Linked DNA regions of Homo sapiens: region 2 is linked to region 1. A link is a loop called in an ENCODE intact Hi-C map of the cell type or tissue named here. Cell type or tissue: dorsolateral prefrontal cortex. All regions are shown on one strand. Each heading gives the region's core, and the rest is flanking DNA. Links, peaks and the distances in the headings are about the cores only.

Region 1 (2,811 bases), core at 259-2,758:
TTTTACATCACAATTTTGGCTTGAGGTGTTTCAGATCACCCGGTTTGCACGAATTCAGGCTTCAGACCTCAGTGAGGACTCTCCTTGTGGCTCTGCATCCTCAGCCTTTACCCACTCCACGCAGGAGATTTCACTTGCAGTGCCCTGGGGAGGTGGGTTTCCTCTTGGTTCACTCTTACATTGAGGATATGACCCTTTGGGGTCTGTAGCAAACACATCTGTTCCTCCTCATCATGCCCCCTCTGTCTGCCTCTGGTCTTAGCCTCAATTGCGGTGGAAGGTTCTGTGTGAACTCTGTCTCAGCTTTCATTTCAGCCACAGTTCCAGTGGCTAGCTCCTGCCTAACAAGCTCATACTCAACTTGTACTGATAGAATCCCACTACAAATGCATACCTCTATGTTCCTGCTTTTGTCCAAGGACTTTTGCCAAAGCCAGCATCTGCTTGGCTTGCATGGCTGGGAAGTCCCTAAGTGAGGGTGAATCGATGTCACTGAAGACAGTCCTCACCCATAGGAGTGGAAGCTGGTGATAAATGCTCCAGCCTCCTGTCCTATTGGACAATTCCGATACATTTTCTCTGTGCTTCTCAAGATGCCCTTACAGAATCTGTAGGAGAACCTCACATACTCAACCTTACACTGCTCCTCCAACTTCTCCCTTTCTAGACCTCCCTGGTTCTCGCTCTTTATTTCTGCAATCACCTCCCAAATAGACTGCCTGCATCCATGTGCTTGTTTTAGGTTTTGATTTTTGTTTGTTTGTTTGTTTTTTTGAGACAGAATTTTGTTCTTGCTGCCCAGGCTGGAGTGCAGTGGTGCGATCTCAGCTCACCACAACCTCCGCCTCCTGGGTTCAAGAGATTCTCCTGCCTCAGCCTCCCAAGTAGCTGGGATTACAGGCATCGGCCACCACGCCCGGCTAATTTTGTATTTTTAGTAGAGACGGGGTTTCTCCATGTTGGTCAGGCTGGTCTCAAACTCCCAACCTCAGGAGATCTGCCTGTCTCGGCCTCCCAAAGTGCTAGGATTACAGGCAAGAGCCACCACGCCTGTAATCCCATTTTTAGGGAACCTAAAAGAAGATATAACCCCACTGCTTTTGCCAGAACAAAAATTTTTTTCTTCTTTTAAATTTCTTCCTCTCCGCTATAGGTGTCTGAGATGGGACAGACACTTATGAGATGAGAGTCCTGGAATTTTCCAAATTTTACATTCATCTTGTGGCATTCTTTATAGATAACATTTATTCATTGGAGCCTGGTGTGGTCTTTGGGCAAAACACCTAACTGTAAAGAAAACTCCAGTTGAAATTTTGCAACCATTATGGCTTTTTTGAAAGTTAGAACTATTCATATACATATTTCCAACTTCCTCTCAAAAATGGCAGATGAGTCAAGAATGTAAGTCAACAGAACGGGTAAATTGGGAAAGGCTAGAATTTTGAAATCACAGATACCTGCTTCCAAAACAGTCCCCGCGAGGGCAGTAATAATGGAGTAGGGCTGCATGCTGCCACCAGAGGGCAGCAGAGGCCGGGAACAGGTGGAGAGGCAAGGCCCAGTTATTCTTACCGTCTGAGATCTGATGCAGACAAGACAAGCATTTATTGGGCTCTGTTACAAGTTGGTCATTGTGCTGGGCACAATAAAAAATCACACAAAGTTCAAAGGCAGAGATCAGAGGTCAGAGCCAACGGGGGAGTGGAACAGAGCAGAATTAAGAGGGCTGTTCTTCAGATCAACTAAGGAACTCCCAAAGACAGCATGTCTGGAAATACAAACACAATACCAGAAATAAATATGATGGCTATTTTTTGGTCTGTTCTTGACCATGGAAGCTGGGTCATCCCTGGAGAATCAGGCGAGGCAAATTTGTAGGGCCACTGAGGGTCAGTCAATCTGCAGATTTACTTTATGCTGATCAGAATTTAAATGGCCCTCTTGGCTGGGTGTTGTGGCTCATGCCTGTAATCCCAGCACTATGGGAGGCTGAGCTGGGGGGATTGCTTGAGGCCAGGAGTTCGAGATCAGTCTGAGTAACATAGAGAGACCCTGTCTCTACTTAGAAAAATTAAAAAATTAGCTGGGCACGATGGCACATGCCTGCGGTCCCAGCTGTTTGGGAGGCTGATGTAGGAGGATCTCTTGAGTCTGGGAGGTCAAGACTGCAGTAAGCTATGATCGCGCCACTGCACCCTAGCGTGGGCAACAGAGTGAGAACCTCTCTCTATAAATAAATCAATAGCTACCTCCCTGAGCAAACATAAAACTTTTTTGGTTTAGTGTCTCTCCCACTGCAGGAATAAACACAATCCCACGTCACAGGTCTAGGCTTTTCCCATCAGGCCAGATGTGTTGGCATTTTGATAATATCCTGTGCTTGCTCTAACATCTAATCTTTGACTCTTACACTTGATGGCAAAATCCTCCAGCTCCCCTAGATGCTCACTGAGGTGGGGGCTGCTCCGTGAGCACTAACTGCTTGGGGATTGCAGGCCTCGTGGCCTTCCTGTATTTTGCCCTGCTGTGAAAACGCAGGCAATATGGCCGGGTGCGGTGGCTCACTCCTGTAATCCCAGCACTTTGGGAGGCTGAGGTAGGAGGACTGCCTGAGCACAGGAGTTTGAGACCAGCCTGTGCAACATGGTGAAACTCCATCTCTACTAAAAATACAAAAATTATCAGGTGTGGTGGCGCGCACCTGTAGTCCCAGTTACTTGGGAGGCTGAGGTGGGAGAATGGCGTGAACCCGGGAGGCGGAGGTTGCAGTGAGCCGAGATCGCGCCACTGCACTCCAGCCTGGGCGACAGA
Region 2 (2,811 bases), core at 310-2,809, 150 kb after region 1:
AATCTTGGCTCACTGCAACCTCTGCCTCCTGGGTTCAGACGATTCTCCCGCCTGAGCCTCCCGAGTAGCTGAAATTACAGGCATGCATCACCATGCCCAGCAAATTTTTGTATTTTTAGTAGAGACTGGGTTTCACCATGTTGGCCAGGCTGGTCTCGAACTTCTGACCTCAGGTGATCTGCCCACCTCGGCCTCCCAAAGTGCTAGGATTACATGCATGAGCCACCGCACCCACCCCCTTTGTAAAACTTGTCTTTTCAGCCTGGATCTACGACCATCATTTGTTGAGATTTTTTTCATCTGGATTCGATGCAATTATCCAGCACATGAATTACCTATCTTATCTCAGCTCTCTGGCTTTGACCCATCTGAAATAGAAGGATAAACACAGTCTGTGAACTGTCCCCACCATGGTAGCTACACATTCTTGCCGTTAAAGCAACGTGATAGAGCAAAAGAAGTCAGGCTCACCTATAGGAGAGCTGGGTTCCAATCCTAGCTTTGTTGTTCTTCCTGCGAACTGCGGCAAAAGTCTCTGAGCTTTATTCTCACAGAACTGTCAAATGAGCTGTGTCTCTGATGGGGCTGGTTTGAAGGTCAACGGTGAAATACACAGAAAGACATGAACCTGGTTTCAGCTCATTGTTTTTATTTTTTTTATCTTTTATTCCTTACTTCAGTTCCACCTTTGAACTCCAATGCTGGACTCTATGTTGTTGGAGTCCCCCTACCACCTTACTGACCAAGCTCCTGGATTTGATGTGACCACATCCATCTTCCTTATTTATATGTGCACTGTAACTATGTTTCTCATTTTAAAATGTAATTTCAGGCCGGGCACAGTGGCTCACGCCTGTAATCCCAGCACTTTGGGAGGCCGAGGCGGGCAGATCACCTGAGGTCGGGAGTTCAAGACCAGCCTGACCAACATGGAGAAACCCAGTCTCTAGTAAAAATACAAAAAAATTAGCTGAGCATGGTGGTGTGTGCCTGTAATCCCAGCTACTCTGGAGGCTGAGGCAGGAGAATTGCTTGAACCCGGGAGGTGGAGGTTGCGGTGAGCCGAGATTGCGCCATTGCACTCCAGCCTGGGCAACAAGAGTGAAACTCTGGTCAAAAAAAAAAAAAACAAAAAGGTAATTTCATGTTAATGTCAGAGCTCTGATTTCAGCAATAATGTGTAAGACACATTCATGACCAACAAGGTGAGAGGCAGGATTTCAAACGGCTTTTCTGATGTTACGTCTGCTCAATCATTGCATCAACAAATCCAGAATGAATTATAAGTGAGCTGATCTTTCATTTCACAACTAGAGAAGTGAGTGTAGACTAGACTGAATTAACCCTTAACCTTATCTACATTTCAGATGGTGACGCGCTCACCTGCACTAGGTCTCTGCTGCCACCTAGTGTTAATAATTTCTCAGCTTTAAAGATGTCAATGTTCAGGAAGAGACCAATGTTCTAAAAATTACACCTTCAGCTCTAAAAATTACACTCCGAGCTCTTGCAGCCGTCTCTTACGGGATTTCCAACTCTTTCAAAGCTTTTTGTGGGAAAAACAAGAAAGAGCGTATCCTCTATTTATACTGCACAAGCAACCAGAAGCTTGGGCCAGTTAATGCTGAAAGAACTTTCAATCCGGAAGCACCCAAGGGGGAGAGAAAATGCTCTCCCGAATGGCAATTCAGGCCTATGACAGCAAAGAGCTGAGTTCAGTGAGAAAAGAGCTGCTATTTCTATTCCATTGTTTTTTTCATCCTTTATATTTTATCTTGGATTCACGTAGCAAAATAAAGTCAGTAGTTAGAGATTGTGTTGTAATTTATGTTGCTGTCAGAGAAAAAATATTTATGATAGAAGAGGAGCTTGGTCCTCATGTCTTTCTTTGTTTTTTTTTTGAGACAGAGTCCCGCTCTGTCACCCAGGCTGCAGTGCAGTGGCTCAATCTCGGCTCAGTGCAACTTCTGCCTCCCAGGTTCAAGTGATTCTCCTGCCTCAGCCTCCTGAGTACCTGGGATTTCAGGCACGCACCACCATGCTCGGCTAATTTTTTTGTATTTTTAGTAGAGATGGGGTTTTGCCATGTTAGCCAGGCAGTCTCAAACTCCTGACCTCAGGCGATCCACCCACCTCGGCCTCCCAAAGTGCTGGGATTACAGGCGTGAGCCACCGCGCCCGGCTGTGGCTGCGGTTTTCTTACGTTTTCCAGTTAGCCCACTGCGAAGACAGCTTATCCATGGGCCTTCCCATATGCTAATAGGCATTCTCCCTGATGGCATTCTCCCTGACGGCAGCAGTGGGATTTTCTGATATCTGGTTTGGGAAGACATAACCAGTCCCCTGAGATGAGTTGTGTATTTCCAAAGTGATGGCGAACACCATGGTTGTCCGCTATTCCTGAAAGTTCTATTGCTTTTCAACCACAAGTGTAACTGGAAAATAATTACCACTACCATAAGGGAAATATATAAAAAGAACTCAGAACACAAACTAGATGATACGGCTTGGCTCTGTGTCCCCACCCAAATCTCATCTTGAATTGTTAATCCCCATAATCCCCACGTGTGGAGAGTGGGACCTGGTGGGAGGTGAATGGATTGTGGAGGTAGTTTCCCCCACGCTGTTCTCGTGATAGTGAGTTCTCATGAGATCTCATGGTTTTGTGTTTGACAGTTCCTCCTACGCACACACTCTCTCACCTGCCACCACATAAGATGTCCCTGCTTCTCCTTCCACCATGATTGTAAGTTTCCTGAGGCCTCCCCAGCCATGCAGAACTGTGAGTCAATTGAACCTCTTTCCTTTATA

Evidence for each region. A loop is a pair of places that touch in the nucleus more often than their neighbours do. Peaks named below come from ENCODE experiments on the same cell type or tissue, not always from the same donor. Only the 100,000 strongest peaks of a DNase experiment are listed, where the experiment ranks them.
Region 2: it touches region 1 in a loop (16-fold over the local background); 99 of 110 quality-filtered maps call a loop at or near these places.

The regions. Positions count from the first base shown.
Region 1 is chr16:74,708,085-74,710,895 of GRCh38, forward strand. No RefSeq gene overlaps it. Among named protein-coding and RNA genes, the nearest start is that of MLKL, 8.6 kb to the left of the region's middle. In dorsolateral prefrontal cortex, for the core only: CTCF peaks have their summits at 1,516 (motif pointing right) and 1,715; a DNase peak (open chromatin) is centred at 1,527; H3K27ac peaks cover 2,407 bases.
Region 2 is chr16:74,861,536-74,864,346 of GRCh38, forward strand. No RefSeq gene overlaps it. Among named protein-coding and RNA genes, the nearest start is that of FA2H, 88 kb to the left of the region's middle. RefSeq lists an enhancer at 1,443-1,582. In dorsolateral prefrontal cortex, for the core only: CTCF peaks have their summits at 1,394 (motif pointing left) and 1,611; no DNase peak of the experiment used is centred there; H3K27ac peaks cover 1,577 bases.